Regions from separate parts of the Mus musculus genome. Here region 2 is linked to region 1. A link is a loop called in an ENCODE intact Hi-C map of the cell type or tissue named here. Cell type or tissue: left cerebral cortex. All regions are shown on one strand. Links, peaks and the distances in the headings refer to the core of each region. The heading gives the core; the rest is flanking DNA.

Region 1 (8,000 bases), core at 1-8,000:
TGTAGTTACTAGGTGACAGCAACATCACAGCCAGGGGAAAAAGTCAGCCATTTCATCTGCATTCTGAAACTCAGTCCTGGAGTCTTTGCTGAGAAGAATAACAATAAGAGAACCAACCACCTCATCAAAATCTGGAACAGCAAATAATAGCAAATGCATCATTTGCTACCTAGCACTCAGCACCACCATCACATAGTAACCAGCACTAACCAGTACTACCCAGCATCTATCACTGCCAGTACTGTCCAGCACTCTCATTCATTTTGTCTTTCCCCATTCCCTCCTCTGTCTATCTGTCTGTCTGTCTGTTTGTCTCTCTCTCTCTCTGTGTATGGGGGGGGGGCATTGCTATGGCCATCATCTCCTACACTTATACCAATGAAAGTTTTTTATTATTCATCATCTTTTAGCCCTGTATTCTGATGCAATGTCCATGACTGCATGACTGCATGTATGCCAAGCATGGCACTTTTACACATGGTTAGAGATGCCTCCTTTTTTTTTTTTTTTTTTTTTTTTTTTTGCCTCCTGTCTTCCAGCCTCTACAAGCACTCTCATAAACATGGCATAAACACATAGACATATATCTACACAGGAATAAAAATAAATAATAAAAAAGCAATATTGAGCTAGGTAGGTGCTGATGGCTCAGGGGTAAAGTTCCTGTTGTGTAAACGTGAGGCTGGGAGGTCTGACCTTCCCACTAATACATGCACCCAGAGGGCCTGGAGGACTGCCTGCAATCCTAGAGCTAAAGGCGGAGAGACACAGGTTCACAGAGCAATGCCTACATAGTTTAAGGGAACTGGAAAGCTCCAGGTCTTCAGAGAGACTCAGCCATATTCTACAAAGATGGCGTAGATAGAGGAAGTCACCCAGTGTCAATTTTTTGCCCTAGCATGCACAGGCACACACATGTTCATACACTTGCAAACAAATGTGGGGCCACACACATATATGTATTAAAAGAAAAAAAGCACAGGAAAGGAAAAGTATGCTAAGGCTGCCTCATCTAGCTTGTGTTCCCTATGAAAATATAAGGAGAGTCTGTTTGTATCTGCAATTCCATTTACCCAAAGTCCAGCACACCAGCAGGATGGCCTGGGACATTATTTAGGTACAAGGTACACCACCTAAAGACATAACAAAATGAAGCAAACCGATAGTGGGCTGGGCTGTGGACTGCTCCATACCGCTGCAGTGGAGAGATGGCAAATGGTCAGGGTGGTAGGTGATGCTAAGAGGAAGGCTGAGGAATCCACACTTACAGAGCTGGAGTCATAGAGTGGAGCCAGCTTGGCATCTGCTCTGACTTTCCAGGTTTTACTGTCTTATTTTTATCATCAAATGTCAACTGTTCACTAATGGGATCCGTTGTGATGTTTGGCATGGGAAAATCAAGGCAGGCTCTGGGCTCTGTGTTCATCTTAAGACCTGGCATAGAATGCGGCTTTGTCTTCAGCTGTGGGGTTCATCCAGGGCATGAGGTTTGCTTTGTAGTTTTTCAGAGCACCTCTTTATTTTCAAGTGGTTACCCAGCACAATAAGCACAGTCTGCATCTTTACTCACACCGGTAAACGCAGATTCTTTTTAGTAGTGATACAGATGTGTTTGAGCAAACGTAAACTTCCCTGTTCACTGCAGACACATGGCTATTTTTCAGTTTTGGTGATTTTGGTATCTTCTTTTCTGAGATGTCTATTTAGATCCTGGTTCGTATAAAGAACTATCAGGGTTTTTTATTTAAATTTTATTTATTTATTATTATGGGAGGATTCTCATATGGCCTCTATGCAAGTAGAGGCCAGAGAACAATTTTTGGGAGTCTGTTCTCTTCTTTGACTGTAGGCTCCTATGGCAAAACTAAGGTCTTGAGCCTCGAAATCCCAGAGCTCTGTTACTGTGCTTTATAATAAGTGCCTGGTCAACGTTTCTACTGCTGACATCATGCAGAGGCTTTGCCTTTGGGGATGTTAAACTGCATTGATGATCACTTCTAATATTTTTACAGCGGGGATTAGTTTTATGCATACAAACTATAATGAGTCTATGGCTAGTAGTGATTGTTACTGTTAATAACATCAATCCTATCGCCTTAAGTTTATAAAGGCTTTCATCCTGATATATAAAGTTAATTACCCTAAAAGTTCTAATCATCTAAATATGATCTGAAAAGAATAATTATCTGTGGTAACTGCAGAGGAACACTTAGCACATGGTAGGATAGCTGGAGAGAAGAGCATCCTCTGCCTGACACGGCAATGAAAACGCAGTTCTCAACCACCTGCTACTTGGCGAAGTGTCTTAGTGAGAGGCTTTTAAAAATTAACATAGCCTCCATGATTAAAACAGGAAAAGTAGATGCTGATGATTAATTCATCTGTTCCCTGGGTTGCCTGAATACTGTGCATATGCCTGTGTGTGTGGTGTGTGTGTGTGTGTGTATGCCTGTGCATGTGCATGTATGTATAAATGTCGTGTGTATAAGTGTGTGTTTGTGCCTGTGTGTATATGTGTGTATATGTGTGTGACCATGTGCATGCGTGCATGTGTGTAAATATTGTGTGAGTGTGTGTATGTGCTTGTGCCCATGTGCATGCATGCATGTGTGTGTGTGTGTTTGTGTACCATGTTGGCTGGTGAAATGATAAGCCCTAGAACACTGTAAAGAGTTTGGAAGTAGTGTAAAGAGTTTTAGGGTAATGACTGGAAGGACAAACGGAAGCACCCATAGCAGGCGGGAGGAAGTTCAGAAGTACTTGCATGCTGGAACAAAGTTTATTAATGTGGGCATGATTTTATAGGCTTGGGGAAATTTTCGGGAAAACACTCAAGGGTAGCTTAATGCTAAAGACTCACAGCTGGGTAGCTACTCTTCTGCTAGACCTAGGGGACCTGCAGAGGAGAGCAGGAACTAGACTCAGGCAGGACAATAAATGCGGGTTGAAGCTCCTGACTGAGGTTTTACATGCAGGGTCATACTGGTCCAACCCTTCTGTCTTTGAGAGCAGAACCCCCACCCACTCAGGCCTCTTCCCCACGAGCTGCAACAGTTTCAACAAAGGAGGAGACACAGAACCAAATGCTTAAGTCTATGTTCTCTGTGTCCATTCTCATTTGGGGGGGACACATTCCTAATTTAAAGGAGCAACTTAATAGGTGATGCAGGAGGTATCTGTTCCAGCCACACAACACATCCCTCCAGCAACAGTTTTCTGAATGGCAGACCCAGCTATCACTGAGTGTAAACACCAAGTCACTGTGTCACCACCCACCATGGTAAACTGTCACAACATAGCACAATGCTGCCTTCACTGTGGCAGAAAACATCCTAGGCTGCTTCCGTTAACTCGGCACTTAATGCCACAGTCTTTCCCCTCAGCACCAGGGATCAGCGTGTGGAAAGGAAATCTCAATTTTATCAAACAAGTCTGTTTCAAGCGGACAAGACAAAAGTTCTACAAAGCATCAAGTATACAAAGTTGGCAGAATGAGCTCCCGCAGACCTGAAAGGGTCTTCCCAGACAGACCTTACAAGGAGCAAAGATTCTCAGAAACAGTGACACTAGGATTGTGGTGTCATGTGAATCCTGCTCCATGATGCTGGGATGGCATTGTATTTGGGCTGGTAATCACTGACCATAGTCCCAGGCCAGCTCATGATGTGCCCTGGGGAAAGAACATGCTGACAGTGTCACTTCTGCTGTTTTTCCTTGATGCCAGAAGGCTTGTCTTCACACTGATGTAGCTGCAGTGGACCATGCCCTAGAGCAACCTTCTCAGAGTCAGGAAGCAGGGGCCTGGCTCCTGGCAAACAAACCTCCCTCCCTCCAGTGCTGTGTCTCCCTCAAAGACAAGCTACAGTTTCTGCACATTTGCAATTAGCAAGCTCATTCTGACTCAGCTTAGTCTCTTTCAGCTTATCGCAAAGAAAATTGTCATTTTCAGGCAGACAGACAAGGAGAATCAACAGAAAGCAAAAGCCTGTAATTCAAGTTTGGCTGGCAGGGCCTCCCAAATTGTCCTTAGGAGACATATGCTAATGACCAATTAGAAGGAAATGTAACAAACACATCAGTATGCAAATGGGTATCGAAAAGCAGCACATCTGCATAGATTTGTACCTAGACAATCTCGGGGCCAACCGGTGTAGGATCCATTCAAGTCTCACACCTTCACCAATGTACCCGAACTCCACCTCAGCAAGTTACTCAAAAGCCCAGTGGAGCCTACTTAAGAAGCTTTGCACTCATGCAGCTCTGACATGAACCAAATACCAAGGCAACTCCACAGCCTCATCTTAATGGGAGCCCTGCTCAGCCTGGGTACCACTCCTGCCCTGCCCTGGCGGATATGCACTGAAGAATGTGTTAACAATGGAAGCAGCAGAAGGGACATCCCCCAGCCCTAAGGACTTAGCATTCAGAAAAACCTAAGCTCAGTGGAATAATCATGGTCTACCAAGGTTATACACGAAAAAACTGCGAGCAGGAGCTGGGCAGATATGGGAGGGGATACTTTCAATTGGAGAGAGATTTTTTTTTTCTGACAAAATTTTATATTTAGTGTTGACTTAGTACAATGTAGGAGGGATACAGTTGTCTCCATGCTCACAGTAAGCACTGGGGTTGTGGGGTGGAATGGGCAGGAACGTTAAACACACAGGGTTGTCCCTTCAATGGAAGGGATGCATCACGCTCTATGAAGTTCAGCCCCATTCACAAGTTTTAAATACAATGATTATGGTTATTGTCAATTACAGAACTTCTCTTCACATACCACCTCATCCATGGGACAAAGCCTGGGTTGTAGCCACCTTACGTATGACAAACAGACCCTACAATTCTCAGTGGCTTCCTTTCCATTGGATGAAGGCACAGCAGTTCTTGGTGATTAAATACTCAGATCAAGTACTCAGATGGGTTAGCAGACAGCACCCTCACGAACAGGATGGGAGGCAGGTGTGTATACAGATGGGTTCAGGTGTGACTTATCCGCATGAGGCTGCACAGGGCAAGGATCCAATAGGCATCCATGCTTACAAAACAAAGCAAAACCCTTTCGAACCTAATCAGCTTGTGGCCAGGGTGTGTGCTTTATAATATGCCACACCTCGAATATTTATCAATATTTTCATAGTGAAGTAAATTAAAGATAGCAGGCATCAATAGGAGTGGCAGAGTCCAATCCTAACATTTTTCATCTGCTAAAATAATGCAAAACCTGACAAACAAGCTAGAATTAAAGATTCAGAGAGGTCAACCTGAACCCAAACCTATGGTTACCCATCTCAGAAAACAGCCTACTTTGTGTAAAGCCCACTCTGGTGTGCACTGCCTTTCCTGCTCAGGCCTCACTCGGACCCCAGCTGTGCAGTGCATTTACAGTCAGCAGCTGCAGGGACAGTGGGAGCCACAGCCCAGTGCCCACTGCATGAAGAAGCTAGAACATGTTCTGGAGAAAGAAACGCCCTGGCTGAGCTGAGGGAGGCCTTAGTACAAGGCTGGTTGTATGAGAAAGGCTCTGAGCTGGAGTGCTGATGGCCTTTGACTTGGGGCAAGGAGTGGACATGGTGGAGGTAATTATTCAGCTTCCTGTAATGGTGAGAGCCAACACACTGACCAGAAACTTTAGAGTGTAGGCAAGGAGACAGTGAAGTGTTCATGAGACTCTGAGAAGACCGAACACATTTCTGGGAATACAGAGAGCCAAGCACATGCTAGGCACTGGGTAGGAGGGGCCGCTGGCTGACTTGCAGGCACTGACTGTAAAGAAATAAGGATGAAGAAGGGTTTGGTTTGGTTTTGTTGTTTTTTGTTTTGTTTTGGGTTTTTTGTTTGTTTGTTTGTTTGTTTTGTTTTTGTCTTTTTGAGACAGGGTTTCTCTGTGTAGCCCTAGCTGTCCTGGAACTCACTTTGTAGACCAAGCTGGCCTTGAACTCAGAAATACGCTTGCCTCTGCCTCCCAAGTGCTGGGATTAAAGGCTTGCGCCACCACGCCTTGCGTTTTTTTGTTTTTCTTTTAATATGAGGCATATTCCCACATGCACAACACCACAGCATGAAACGCCAGAGTCCTATTGGTTCCATGACCATCAAATCAGAAATCTTTATGAAATCCTAGCCAGGTCCAGATACCAGTGTCCAGAAACTAGAAAGGACACTTCCAAACTAAGAAGTCACAAAACAATGTTTTCCATGGATTTTTGTTACAGTGAGAGAGAGAGAGAGAGAGAGAGAGAGAGAGAGAGAGAGAAAGAAGAAGGAGGAGGAGGAGAAGGAAAAGAGAGGGGCGGGCTGTTATTTCATGGAACCCAGGGAGAGAGATGAGAGACAGAGATGGGAAGGAAAGACAGAGAAAAGCTGTTAACCTAATGGAAGCCATGAAGTGGGGAGATGGGAAGAGAGCGGGAGAAACAGGAGGAAAAGCTGCTGCCTGTAAGGAAGAAGACATAATTTAGGTTTCAATTCCTTCCAAAATTCCATAGGGGCTCAAAGTAGAGTAACATTTAAACATCCTAGAGTCCACATCCAGAGAACTACAATAATAAAGTACAAAACCTAACTTTTGCAAGTTCAAGGTGCTCAGCTTGAAGGTAGCTGCCTCCTAGGGCATGGATTCATCACCCTCAGATCACAACACCCACAGCCTCCACAAGCAAACCAAGGACAGAGAAAACTGCATACTACTAAGTGTGCAAAGAGGCAATGTGTAGTGGAAACTTCTGATTTCTTTGGAAAGTCAGTTGCGTTGAATGGTGTGCTTTGCTAAAGCAGGCACATAAAGGAACGTTCCTCTGAAATAGACACAGGTGAAAGAATGTTCTGATAAGGCAAGGACATGAAAGATGAGTGATGAAGGATTCCTTGATAATGACACACATGTATTAGTTTGCATTACATTGCATTGCTGAGCTCCATTTGTTGTGACTTCATAGAGCAAAACTCATCAACGAACTTCTCATAAGGTTCCTGTGGCTTCTTGCTACTTCCACTGACTTAGGATGGCTTGCAGAGTGATGTCAACTGATACAGACTCACGTGGAGTTTTGCTAAGACAGATTCACATAGTGAGGCAAGACCCATGAGAGGCTATGCGATGTTTGGAGGGAGTATAAATAGAACTCAACCAACAGTTACAGGGGCTTGCATGGCTAGCTTTGCAATGCTTCTTGGTCTCAAGTCTTTACTCTCATGTTTGCTGATCTTCACCTTCTTGAGAGAGGCACAGCAGAGAACTCCTGATGTTCCTGCTGGTTCGGGTCACTCCTGCTGACCCATGCCAATTCAGCAGAGGCCTGGATTTTTCTTTTGGGTCATGCCACTGTGGCTAATTCATGTTTGCTGTCCCAACACGACTGAACTGGGCTGCTGGTGTACTTGTGAAGTGTTTGTGAGCTGATTTAGCTGCCGTTGCTGATTCCTGTGAACTGAATTGTTGATTTCCTGAGAAGGCAGATTGGATTTGCTCCAAAAACAAAATAAAACAAAACAAAACTGGTCCCTGTATTCTAATATCCTTTCTTTTCCACTACCTCTGGTGGGTGGTGGGCTAGAAAGGAGGCTAAAGCATTTAAGAACCCTTATTAAAGTAGGTTTTGAAAATTTTAAGCCTACAATCATGTGTAATGAAGACAGCAAGATTCACCAGAAACATGCAGACTCAGCAGTATTCTAGGAATAACAATGCATAGCAATTGCATATGATGGTATAGCAATCATAAATGTGATCAAGGTTATCATGAATGAGAGGAAGGGAGTCTCATCAAAGAGGTCTCCATGGTGACAAGCAAAGGTGGAGATTCTAATACTGAAACTACCTAAAATTTAAGGAAAAAGAAATCACAGGATTGTCTTAGCCCCAGATTGGACATAGGTGAAGGAAGTCATAGACTTGAGAAAGAACAATCCTAACCTCCCTGTGGAAAACATTGAGTGTGAGCAGGTAACGTAGGAGGAGAAGCCAGCACATTGAACTGTGTGATGACATCACATGACAG
Region 2 (13,245 bases), core at 2,970-10,969, 1.0 Mb after region 1:
AGCTCTCCTTTAGTTTACAAATTAAGGTGGGAAGCAGGTTTACAGGAAATCACCTGAGTGCTAACTCATTCATTGTTTGCAGCCACTATCGGGAGAACGAAATTAACATTAAATATAATTAGCCCCAGGGCTATCCACAACAATCATCATTCCTCATTCTGTCCTGCTTGAGACATCTATGTTCTCCTCATTCCCCATTCTGTCCTACTTGAGACATCTATGTTATCCTCATTTCCCATTCTGTCTTGCATTGGCTTTCAGTCATCCACTTGCTGTCTTTGTGGCTGCTCTCTGTCTTATCATCAGCAGTCCCTTCCCCAAGTTTACCTGGAATTTTATTTGCACTTCTTTTTCCTGTGGTTTGTGCACTAGTAAAACTCACTGTGGAAGTATAATAGTGATACTATCTTGGTTTTGAGAACATGTTCCTCTGCCCCTTACACAAGGTCTCTTTATGCTAGAGTAATATCTACTTCAGCAAAACACAAAACACTGTCTGCTACAGAGAGTGCACTTTGCTCTGAGATTAAGCTTGGCAAGCTTTGAGTCTGCTAAACACAGTTGTATACTCTGGCATACAGCCTGCATCCTTAAAGAAGTTGTCCCCATTACCGACCTGTAACCTTAAACCTGCATTAACTGGGAAGCCCCTCAGATGTTTGCTGTAGGAACAGATGTGGCAGAGTATTTGTTATAGAAGGTCACCTTGCTTTCTAAAACCACTGAACAATTTTTGCCCTGGAAAATTGAATTTATTGGCTAACCTTGTCATAATTAACTCGGTAACTCTGACATAACAATCTTTTGTGAATACAGTTACCCTTATAAAAACTGAATAGATTCAAATTTATAAAACATTTCTGAGTCTAGACTGCCTTGCTGTCAACATAACAAGTGAGGTTTTGGTGTTTATTTCAGAAGGCCATGTGAAACCCCAAGCTGGGACAGCCTGTGCCTCCCATATTAGACCAGCACCCACATCTTCCCCTGAAGGCTTAGGACCTCCTTTTAGCAGTCAGTCTTCATTTAAGCTTTGGAACACCCTAAAACCTGACCATGTGCCTGACCACATCACTGTACAATAGTCTAGATGCTCAGCCACACAGAAACTCTTCCACTGGCCCCACCCACCAGTAAAACAATCTCTCTCACTCCTTTGATATCTGGGCTCTATGGGGCCTTTGCCTGCCCTATAGAGAGTTACTGGCTTCTTGTCATGTGGTACCAAGGTGCCTCTGAAATCTGGATGTTTCACTTCCAGTTTGATGACACAGAGATGGGAGTAGGAAGGGGAAGCAGAGAGAGCAAGAAAGCACTGCTCATCTGAGATGGCACAAGAGCTTCATGAACAGAGGCCTCGCCAGCCTTTATTGACTTGCAGTTTAAAGAGTAGCATCTCCTTCCCCAGCACCACTGCTGAGTGATGTCATCATGAGATCATCATGATGCCCTATGGTATCATCTTGAAGCCATTCTTGTGGCTTGATAATGTCGTTACAGGGATATCATGATGTCCAAGGGGTCATCATATTCTGATGATGTCATCATGATGTCCTGTTGTCACATAGTGCCATCCTGGCATCTTGATGATGCTCCCCTCCTCTGCTTCTATTCCTCTTTTCCCTGTGCCCTTTTTCTTTCATCACCATGAGTCCTCACCATCTTTAGCACGCTCTTTGTAGATCCATTCTCCTTGGGAGACTGCACATGTATTTCCTCACCTCAGTGTAAGTGGTCACTAAGCATTTGCAATGAGCTGCATCCTGTTAACACATGAACTCACTTCACTCCAAGGCACTCTCAAATTCTGTGCCTATCTGAAAGGGGGAGACAGTAATGCACAGAGAAGGTGAAGTTGGGAGTCTGTCTCGGGCTCTCTGCAAAACACTCAGCTCTCACACAATGGGTTATATATTTTCATTGTTGTTTTAATGGACATTATAGCTGACTATAATGGACATTATTGATGGCTGATAGATGTGTCTAATCAGGCCTTGTCTGTGTTACTTTTCACAGGAAGGCCTGACACACAGTTGTCCAGGAACACATCTCTCATGTGAAAGCAAAACTTCCTACTTTGCCAGTCAGTCCCGCTGCTGACCTGCAGGGGAGACCTGTCTTGTGGTTCCCACACTGGCTGCCACTCTACAGATGTGGGCAATGCAGCTATCAAAAGAGCATCTAGTTGTTGGCAGAGCACGGGATGTGAAGAATAACCAAAGCTCAGAGGCAGTGCTGACCTACAAAAGACACCTGTTCTCCAGTTACAATGGCCTCAGGGGGTCAGGGACTGTCAGGTGTCTGGTTGGCTAACTACCCTCTAATGAGAGAAGAATGGGTGCTGAGCAGCCGTGAGGAAGAGGCAGAAGAGGGAGGTGGTGCAGTGAACAGGCCAAAATCAGAGGCACAGCCAGCACCTGGCCAATATGGAAGGTCTGATGACCCAGCTCAACCTGAACCCTTGACACTTGTCATGTCCTTCCTGTTGGCACAGAGACTCTTCTATTACAACCCAAATCATCCTTATGTGTGGACCTTGTTTTAGGAGCAGTGGTCTACACCTCTCAGACGCCATCTCCTAAGATATACCAGTACCTAAACCATATCCCAAAGGTCTGTTCTAAGGAGCCAGCAAGCCACACAGCAAGCTGAATCTACAGATTCCTCAAGGATCAACCTGGAGAAATCTTCTTCCCACACCATGACCACCACGAGCTCCATCACATCCTCCCAGCCCCTTCACTACGCCCACACATTCCATCTTACTACCCCTGAGCTGGGCATGTTACTGTGCTCACCACCTTCTACTCCTCCACTGTCCCTCAACTGCCCCAAGTCCCCGGGACCTTCACACTCTGTGAGTCCAGACACATAGCCAAAATGAGCCCCAGCATTTCCTGCACACCTGTCACCCCACTTTTAGGTCCACAGGACATCCCTTCCTTGTCCCCATCTTTCTATTGTTCCTAATGGCAGTGAATAGAGTGTGGAAGACCTGGGAAACTTGGTAGCCATCTTTAGAAACACAAATGGGTAGCAAACTGAGGCTAGTAGTGCAACCCTGTCATGCCAGCTACTCAGAAAGCTGAAGCAGGAATATCACAAGTTCCAGGCCTTCCTGGGCTACAGAGCAAGTTCAAAGCCAGCTGGGACAACTTAAAGACACCTTATCAGGACTGGCAGCTTAGTAGCAGAGAGGCGCCAGGTTTGATCCTAGAACAAATCAATGAACAAATAACAAACAGGGAGCCCAGAAAAGACACTGTGTAAGATAGAGTTGAGGAGTCTCAGAGACTGCCTTCTGAGCAGGCTCAGGGAGATGATGCCCAGGGGAACAGAGCTTTTAACCCAGTGAACACAGCAGACACTACACACGGAGGCCCCTTGGGCTGGGAGACTGTTTGTTCTTGGAAGCTCTCCAGAGCTTTCTGACAACAACAACAAACCTCTAGAAGCTGTGGCACTCTCACATTTGTGAGCCAAGCTCTGGGTAGCAACTCAGGTCTTGTGAGCGTTTTTGATGGTGCATTGGAGAACCACAGTCCTGAACACCAGAAATAGAACACTGGAGATCACGGGGCACTAAAGACTGGGGCAGCTGGAGCAGCAGAGCCCAGACAGTAGAACATGTGGCAGTGGCATGAGGCACAGGGAAAAGCTAGGAAACAGCTGGGTTTGTTCACATGTGACCCGGGTCCATTCCAGGTGGACACGGCTACTTCCTATGAACTCCATTCTAAATAAGTCATTGAGAAAGCAACTTGAAACCTAAGTACTGTCTTGTAGCTCTAAACTGAAATGTCTGGGAAGGTGAGTTAACTCCAAATAAAGTTGCTAGATGTGCCAGGGCTACACAGAGAACCTGTCTCAAAAAAAAAAAAAAAAAAAACCTAGCAAAAAACCTGTCAGATGTTTCTCAAACTCCAAATGCCTTCCTAAAACCACACAGTTTCCTGTTTCACACTGATGTCTCAGGAAAACACCAGACCCTCACCACCAGATATCTGCTGGGCTGAATTAGGGTTCCCTAGAGGAACAGAGCCAGAGCCAGAGCCAGAGCCAGAGCCAGCATATATATATGCTCCTGGGAGTGGCTGGTCCTTGATCCTGGGAGTGGCTGGTCCTTGACAGCAGGGCCTCTGCAGCTGGAGTCATCCCAAGGTGGCTGCCTCTCACCTGGGAGGTTAACAATCCAGTTTGATACCTCAGTAGTCCTAATGTGGCACTAAAAACCTGGGAAGTTTCTGGTTAGCAATTCTTCTGGTTAGAACTGATTAGCCAATGGTGGAGTAACTCATTGACAGAATCAGCAACCATAGACAAATCAACTCTCTACAAGGAGGGACCCACTGAAGGACGAGCACCCTTGCTTTGCTCAGGACGAGCACCCTTGCTTCGCTCTTTTCACCTGGATACTGCCAGGAGATGCACCCACACCTGGGGTAGGACTTCCTACATCAGTTAGCAACAAAAAACAAAAAAAAAAAGCCTTGCAGACTTGCCATAGACCAAACTGATGGAGGCTAGAGCTCAAGGCTCCTCTTCCCAAAGGGCTCTAGATGTGTGCCAAAACAACGCTGAAACTATGATGGTGGCCAGCCTCAGGACCACACTCTTGGAATTTAGATTTAACCATCTCATAAGATCAAGTGGATTTTATGCTTTCCTATCTGAAGGGACACTTGGCTTCAAGCAGCTCTGTCTCAGTAACCCTACAGATTGGGGACAAGGTGGGAGGAGAAGGTAAAGTGGGAGGAGTGGTGTGATGTGGGGCATGATGGGAGGAAGGGCATGATATGGGGCATGATGGGAGGAAGGGCATGATGTGGGGCATGATGGGAGGAAGGGCATGATGTGGGGCATGATGGGAGGAAGGGCATGATGTGGGGCATGAAGGGAGGAAGGGCATGATGTGGGGCATGATGGGAGGAAGGGCATGATATGGGGCATGATGGGAGGAGGGGCATGATTGATGGGAGGAGGGGCAGGATCAGAGGAGGAAGCATGATGGAGAAGTCACAATGGGAGAGGGGTCCTGATGGGTGACAGGAAGGACAGACAAGACACCCTCACTCTATATTAGAAAGCCATCTTTGCACTCCTATTGCAGAAAGAAATCTGTGTATACTATGGATTCTCTTGTCTGCCACCAGGTTCTTGCCTTGTCCTCTTCAGGAATGAAGTGGACAGACAGCAAAAGAGAAGAGCAGGCTAGCTCCTCCAGCAGCTTCTGTGTATGCTAGCTCCCCCAAAAGAGCACAAAATCCTGCAGAGCAGGCCCAGTGCTCCCACCATGCTTAACAAGATGCTGAGTGAACCCCTGAGGAAAGGTGGAAGATGGCACAGGACTAGCCAGGTGGTGGTGAACAGTACAGTTGGTGCTATCCACCACTGTTGCTCAAAGCATCTAGAATCGTCTAAACACGGCAACGCAAAGGCAATGTCAGAAATCCAGGACAAACCAAGCTGTGGCTGTGACTGGCTCTGGCTGTGACTGACTGTAACTGTGGCTGTGACTATGTCAGTGTCTGTGACTGATGTGACTGTGGCTGTGGCTGTGACTGTGGCTGTGGCTGTGGCTGTGGCTGTGGCTGTGGCTGTGGCTGTGGCTGTGGCTGTGGCTGTGACTGAATGTGACTGTGACTGTGGCTATGACTGTGACTGTGACTGCTGGGGTGCTCCAGAGGCCTTAGTCACAGCCTGGGGCTTCTTTTTGAAGGCCTAAGAGAATGAGTTAGATTTTGAGAGCAAAATTGTTGTGAGCTTCTGCTTTGTCAGGCTTGGTTTCTGTAAACTCTGTTTATTGCACATACCCTTTCCCATGATGCATCTGACTTTAACCATATGCATGTCCAATTATAAGCATAAGGTAGTAAATAGGAGTTTGCCCCTAAACATTGATTTTGAAGACACAGTTTACCTTACTGATAATGTACCCAAAACCAGTCTAGGTTTGATTGACTCACTATTCCTAATTTCAGGGTGTATCAGGATGTGTTTGAACACACACATACACACACAAACACACAAACACACACACACACACAAACACACACACACACAGTTACTAAGAGTTGCTAGGAAACTATATGTCAGAATGACTTAATTACCTTTCCTTGCAGAGAGTGGGTTTCTGGGCCTCAGATTGTTAAGTACGTTAATTGGAGCTATGCATGCCAAGTAGGGTCCTAGGTTTTACGCTATCCCTAGGTTTTCCTGCCTCAGAGTGACTGAGCTGGAAGCCCTTGATAGCTAAGGGCAGTCTCCAGGGTAGATACACCCTGCTTCAGCTGGGGCTGAAGTTCTCAGAGACTGAGACCAAGCCCCACAGCCCTGCCCTGACTTTCCCCAGGCCCCTGACACATCCTGGATAGCCCACTCAGGTTGAGGTATCCCAGGGAGCTAGGAGGATCCAGCAGAATGGAACATTTTCATCTCAGAGGAAACTGCTACCTAACACCATGGCCCTGTGATTGTTGACTGCTGGGCATGTGTGCTGGGACAGGGACTGCGATGTGGTGGAATTTTACCTTGAGGTGTGGTGGGGATATAGCAAAGGCTCTGGACATTAGGCAGTTTGGGTCTTCCAAAATGCTGACCACAATGAGGTCCACAGGAGGTTGGGTGGATCCACAAGGTCCAAAAGACAAGGCCAAGAGTGGCTCTCACCGCTCCCAGTGCACTGGCAAGCACTGCCCAGTGAGCCGGCTTCTGCATGGACTGTGCTGGTGAATTAGGTTGCTGGTCCACAGCAGATTCAAGAGGCCGATGGAGTGATTTACTGTTGAACAGCCCAGCCCTGGAGACTCCCCTTAGTTAGCAAGGGTCACCTTCAGATGGGTATGGTGCCACTGTGCACAGGCTGCCCTTGGCTCTGAGCCCCTGATTCTACAGAAGTAGAGGTTCTATGGGCATAATCCCCTGAAGTTGATGAAAACCACAGATCTTACCAGGAAGGTAAGAAAGAGACAGTTTATTCTGAGGTAAATATGAGTGACACAGATTCAGATCCTGTGAAAGCATGCCTCAGCAGTGAAGGAGTTTCATGATTCCTGATAGTAACAGTGTAAAAAGCCATGTATCTAGTCATGCCACATGTGTCTGGTGGAGGCGTCAGGAGGAGGATGACAGCAAAGTGGGGGATATTCCACTGTAGGTTTCTGACATTATCAATGACTATCTTAGCTTTGTAGTTGGTGGAAGCTGTGGCCTGCTACAAATACACACACACACACACACACACACACACACACATACACACACCAAATTTACCTGATATTTGAAGGGATATAAGTCAGACAAATAGGACGTAAGTCAGTCACCAGCCATTAAAGAAACGAAAGATAGCCCAAGATAACTTGGCTCTTGATGTGCAACCTTCCAGCTCCACAGTCACAAAGTTCTACTGAGTCAAGCACACTTGTAGAATCTTCCAGGAACTGGTATGGGAGGTGGGGAAGGCTTTTTTTTTTTTTCTGGGGATGCTAGTTTACAAAGGTAATCTTAGAATAATTTCTGTAGCCAAAAGCCCCTTCATTCATCACTATTCCATACGTGAGATTCTAAAATAACCTTCAAGAAGCTGTGTAAGTATTTTTTCCCTTAAGATTTCAGCTCAAAATTGACTTCTGGGAGGTGGATTCAGCACTTTCAGATCACTAAACACCCTGCCTGCCAAGGACACAGCCAGCCTGGGCAGGCTGCGGTGCCAGGCACCCTCTGGTGTCCACCTCTGGGATTGCCAACCTGGAAACTTCAACCTAGGTCAGAGAGCACACCTAACCTGTGACTTTCCCACCCTACTAAGCTGAGAAAACATTATGAGCAGGCACCAGCAGAGGACCAGCTCCGCACCCTGACTCCCATTCACCTGCCCCACCCAGAATCCTCATAACCCAATTCACAGAGTCCTTTTGGCTTAAAGTTAAACCATAAATACAAATTAACATTTATGGCCTGGAGCACCCTGATCCTGGAGCACCCTCAGCCTGGAGCACCCTCAGCCTGGAGCACCCTGACCCTGGAGCACCCCATTCTTATACACTCCCAGAGAGAAAGTCTGTGAGACTGAAGGAGTCGAGTGACAAAATTTTTGACTTGTTCAAGTCTCTGAATGCATCATGCATTCATTAAGTCCTTGGGCATGTGACGCTCTACCCTGTGCTTAAGCACACAGCCTTTGTCCCTACAAACTGCATAGTTCCCCTGTCTAAGTCGCTGAATTTTCTATCAGTTGCCTCCTCTATGAAGTACATATTGAGAGGATTCCTGATTGTACATGACTTCTTGTAATTGCATCTACAACTGTCATTAGATTTCCCAAACTAAAATACAAGACAAAAGCAAGCATTGGATGTTTATTGTATTAAGAGAGACAGGCAGTGAAACCTGGAGTGATGAGCCAGGACTGCAGGCAGGTTGGAGAGGGAACCAGGCTGAGCAGCTGCTGCTAGCACTCCAGGGCCTGACACTGCACGAGGACCTGTGCCTGTCCCTACAGCATCTGGGCACTTGGGAAACCAAGTTCAAGTGGCTTGCTGGAAACAACAGTCAGAAGGGGAGCATGCCATGGGGCTTTGCAAACACTCCCAGAGCCAGCAGTGTAGTCCCAGCCATCCTGCTGTGGAGAATTCACCTCACTTTAGACCACTACCCTTTCCAAATACAAGAAAGAAAAAAGAGAGAGAGAGAGAGAGAGAGGAAGGAAGGAAGGAAGGAAGGAAGGAAGGGAGAGAGAGAGAGAGAGAGAGAGAGAGAGAGAGAGAGAGAGAGAGAGAGAAAGAAAGAAAGAAAGAAAGAAAGAAAGAAAGAAAGAAAGAAAGAAAGAAAGAAAGAAAGAAAGAAAGAAAGAAAGAAAGAAAAAAACCCTTTCCAGGCCCCTCCGTCCTTTCCTCACTCCCACATTGCCAGCAGCCCAACTCAAGTGCCGCCGTGGTCACCAGTCACTGTCCACAGGTTGCTGTGTCCTAGGGGCAGCAGTAGACATAGACCTTGACACCTGTCAGGGCAGGTGATGAGACTGAATGTGGATTGGGTTGTGTTGCAAGGTCTGGGTAGGAGCCTGGCACAATCGTTGCTCCTCAGCTCCATTGCCTTTCTTGGCACGTCCTTGAAGACATTTCAGAGATGACTGCTTGGGTTCAAAAGGAGAGCATGCCAATTCCTTAATGCTTGAAGATGCATGTTTCCCAGCCCGCCAATTTGCATTTGTGCAGAGCTATCGAGAATTCCCTTATCCGCCTCTGGCACGGAGCCATCTCTCCAAGGTCTTCATTACTTCTCAATTGTCACAATTTATTTGCTTCATTTTTCTTGTTAGGAAACATTTTAAAAATTAATCTCCAATCTTGGGCTACTGTTAATTTAAAGCCCCTCCTCATTTATTAATGTCACTCTCATTTCAGTCATACCCCAGCACCACCTACAGATGTACATCCACACTGCTGAGTGAGCGCACGCGTGCGTGCATATACACACACACACACACATGCGCACATGCATAGATGCTGGCATGTGTACACTGTCATATAAATATTCCCACACTGCCGCACATGCACTGCCACTTATACAAGTTCACATGCTGTCACTCACACTGAACATGCTGGCATATACACATTGTCATGATGCACCTTCATACAACACATAAACACCCTGCCAACCACACCTGGACACACCTATCAGCTAAGCATTTCCTTTCAGAACAGAGGCAAGTGTGCTCAAATAAAGTGTCATGTATACACACATACACATGCTGACATAAACATACACTATCATGCACATGCATAGCCACAGGCTGTCACACACAAAGCATGTACATAGACACCCACATGTTATCATGCACACGATGGTATATACACACATGCATACACAGCAAATGCAACTGATCCGATCAGTGCCAGAGACTCCTTTCTTTTCTGTATTCCCAGTTAAAACTTGGTTCTTTTATCTGTTCAGGGGCCACTGTCACTATAATATGTGCATGTCTTTCACAAAGGGAGTTGAACATCCCAGATGTTCCTGCAAATGAAAAGGTACTCCTTTGTGAGCCAACTCAGAAGACACAGTACAGGGCTGGAGAGATGGCTCAGGGGTTAAGAGTGCTTACTGCTCTTGCAGGGCCCCCTAATGATAGCTCTCAACCATCTGTAACTCCGTCTCCAGGAAATCCAGCGCCCTCTCCTGGTTGCCATGGGCACTGCATCCATTTGATGCACATACACATAGGCAGGCAAAACAACCATAAACATAAAACAAAAATCTTTTCAAAAAAAGAGTCAACGTAAAAACAAAACAAAAACAAACAAACAAAACAAAACAGACTCTTGTTCCAAAGAGAGCTTAAGGAGCTCACAAAGGTGAAGTTAGAACAGCTGGATAATTCAGAGAAAAAGGCAGATAAGCCCTGCTCTAGACACGTGATTCCAGGATGTGGGAGGGGTGGATGCTCACCAAAAAGAAACCCAAGTGGCCGCCCTCAGGACAAACCCACGGTGCTCATAAACCTCACAGGCCATTGCAGGTTCGGGTGAGTGGGTCAGCATTGGAGAGGGGTCCCATTCCGTCACTCTCTGTGACTCAGAGTGCCACAGTCGGGCGCTAACCTCTGAAGGAATCTATTGTTCATGCAGGGCTAAGAATCTGAAAACAGGAGGCAGCCAACCACAGTCAGGGAGCCTGGATTATTTTTTTTACATTTACTCTGTTTTTTTAAGAAAAAAAAATATTTTATGTGTATGGTTGTTCTGCCTGCTCCGGTGAGAGAAATGGAGAGTGAAGGGCTAGGTGCCGAGAGGCAAAAGAAGGCAATGCAAGGGCTGCTGCTCGGGAGGTGACGTGTACAGGAAAAGGAAGCCCAGACCTCAGGGGCTCAGCATGGACCTTTGCTGCTTTGCATCCATCTCTCATTAGCTCCAAAACGCTCCACACAGCTCTTCAGCATCAGGAGGCCGCAAGTGTTCATTGCAAAATTAATTAGAGGATACTTAAGAGGCAAAAAACAATCTGCTTCATTAACCAGCATCCACAAAGAGCCTCCCCAGAACTAGCAGAGCACACAGGTTTTCTCTCAAGAGCCTGCGCTAAGCAATCCCAGCCTTTTCCAGGTCGTTCTGCAGCTGAGTCTGTGCCCAGAAGGAAAGAGAACGACAGGGGCCCCCAAGAATCTGCCTGGCCTGGGGGAGTTGCTCTGCCAGGCAGAGTCCTCCAGAGAACAGAGCCAAAGGGTCTATCTGTGGAGAAACAGAAAGCCAGGGGGCTTGGAAGGAACTGGTTCATGGGATTTGAGGATGGGCGAGCTAGAAGCTTGTAGGCAGAACCAAGGCTGGGGACTCCTGTGACTCAGGCAGAAGCCCCTCCTCCCAGGAAACAGGCCTTGCTGCTGATTAGACACGACCCACCGGTGCAGGGGAGGGTGGTCTCCTGTGCTAAAGGCCTTCTGATCAGAGGCACAAAACCTTCCCAGCAGCGACATGCAGAGCACCTGTGTTGCTAGTGCTTTTCTGTTGCTGGGATAAAACACCTTGACCAGGGCAACTTAAGGCAGAGAAAGTTTATTTTGGCTGAGGATCCCAGCAGTATAAGGGTCCATAATGGAGGGACAGAGTCATAGAGACAAGAGGCAGATGTGGTGGCAGGAAAAGGCAGCTGAGAGCTCATATCATGAACTGCAGCCCAGAAGAGAGAGGGGGAACTGAAAACTCAAAGCCTCCAGAGGCACACTTCCCAAATCTCCACAGACAGTTCCACCAACGGCAACAAATACACGAGGCTACAGGGACATTTTCATTCAAATCGCCATCCATTATGTTTGCCCAAGAAACCTCACGACACAGTCCAGCCCACGTGGAGCGCAGCCAGCCATCACAGATGCTCTGAAGCCCTGCTTCTGTTTGGACAGGATTGCCTCATCTCCTGAGCCAGCTGTGGACCAGCACCACACCACAGCCAGCGCCTCACCAGGTAGGAGCCCTGTGGAACTCTGAGAGTCTCAACAGAATATGTCATGCACAAAGCTGTGCTCCATCACAGACTGCAGAGGTCTTGGTGTATTCCATGACTGAGAACTGAGGAGACATCCATAGAGCGTCAGATTATTGCCACTGTCTGGGATGCCTTCATTTTGAGTCAGAAGTCTCCTCCACAAGCTGAGATGGAAGAGAATTAACCCAAAAAAGGACAAAGTCAATATCCAATGAGCACTAATGGATATCACTGAAATAAATTGATTTTCCAGTAAAAGTCAAAAGGTAACTGCTACATTAAATAAGCTTCCTCCTGTTCATAGCCTCTGTCCACCACAGTGTAAAGAGTTAATTGGTTTCATTACAAGTACAAAAAAGAAAAATCATGGGGCCTAGTGCCACCACTAATTAGACTTTCCGGAGAGTGCCGTTTTAAACATGAATCACCCTCTTCCCCCATCCTTTCCTTGCTTCCTTGCCTAAATGCCTGTCTCAACCCTCTGCTGGTCCTAATGCATGCACAGGTCCCCCTGCAGACAGCCACAGCCTGTGAGTGACCACGCATGTCCATCTACTTAGCTTTGTCCCAAGTTACGAAGTTCCCTTTGATTTCTCCTCCTCCATAAAGGTATGCCAGCCAATGGAGATTGCATGGCTCCACCTGGCTCTTGCATAAAAGCTCCCATCCACAGTTCCATGTGACATTCATACATTATGTACCACCCATCACTACAGCTCCAGGAGACATGGCCCCCTCTTTTGGAACCTCTTCCATGGACGCATATTCATGTGCACACACACACACACACACACACAAATAAAAATAAAATATAATGAGACCTTTCTATAACCTGTCAGTGAGGTAAGGAAATTTTTCATTAATAATAAAAAGAATGGTTAAAGAGATGGCTCAGTGGCTAAGAGTTCTTGCTGCTCTTGTCGAGGACGCAGGTAAGATTTCCAGCACCCACATGGGGTGGTTCACAACTACCTGTAACTCCAGTTTTAGGGACTAAATACCCTCTGGCCTTTATGGGCACTTATACACAAATGGTACACATAAACTCACGTAGCTATACATATATACAAATACATAAGTAAATAAAATATTTTTAAATAAGTAAATAAATAGTAAGTAAATATAAGAGTGTGGGAGAGCATCACCAGAAAGATTTAGGAAAAGGACCAGCAGGCAGCCAACTGAAGACCTCATGGGTTGCCCAACACCCAGGCTGGATCCAGAGGCTATGAATGGGAAGGCAGAGCTCCAGCTCCTGCTCCCCAC

What was found. A loop is a pair of places that touch in the nucleus more often than their neighbours do. Peaks named below come from ENCODE experiments on the same cell type or tissue, not always from the same donor. Only the 100,000 strongest peaks of a DNase experiment are listed, where the experiment ranks them.
Region 2: it touches region 1 in a loop (3-fold over the local background); 4 of 42 quality-filtered maps call a loop at or near these places.

The regions. Positions count from the first base shown.
Region 1 is chr5:26,883,568-26,891,567 of GRCm38, reverse strand. It overlaps a transcript of Dpp6 not described here. Among named protein-coding and RNA genes, the nearest start is that of Dpp6, 160 kb to the left of the region's middle. In left cerebral cortex, for the core only: no CTCF peak of the experiment used is centred there; a DNase peak (open chromatin) is centred at 3,919.
Region 2 is chr5:25,867,764-25,881,008 of GRCm38, reverse strand. No RefSeq gene overlaps it. Among named protein-coding and RNA genes, the nearest start is that of Gm21663, 68 kb to the left of the region's middle. In left cerebral cortex, for the core only: CTCF peaks have their summits at 7,719 (motif pointing left) and 10,172 (motif pointing left); a DNase peak (open chromatin) is centred at 7,717.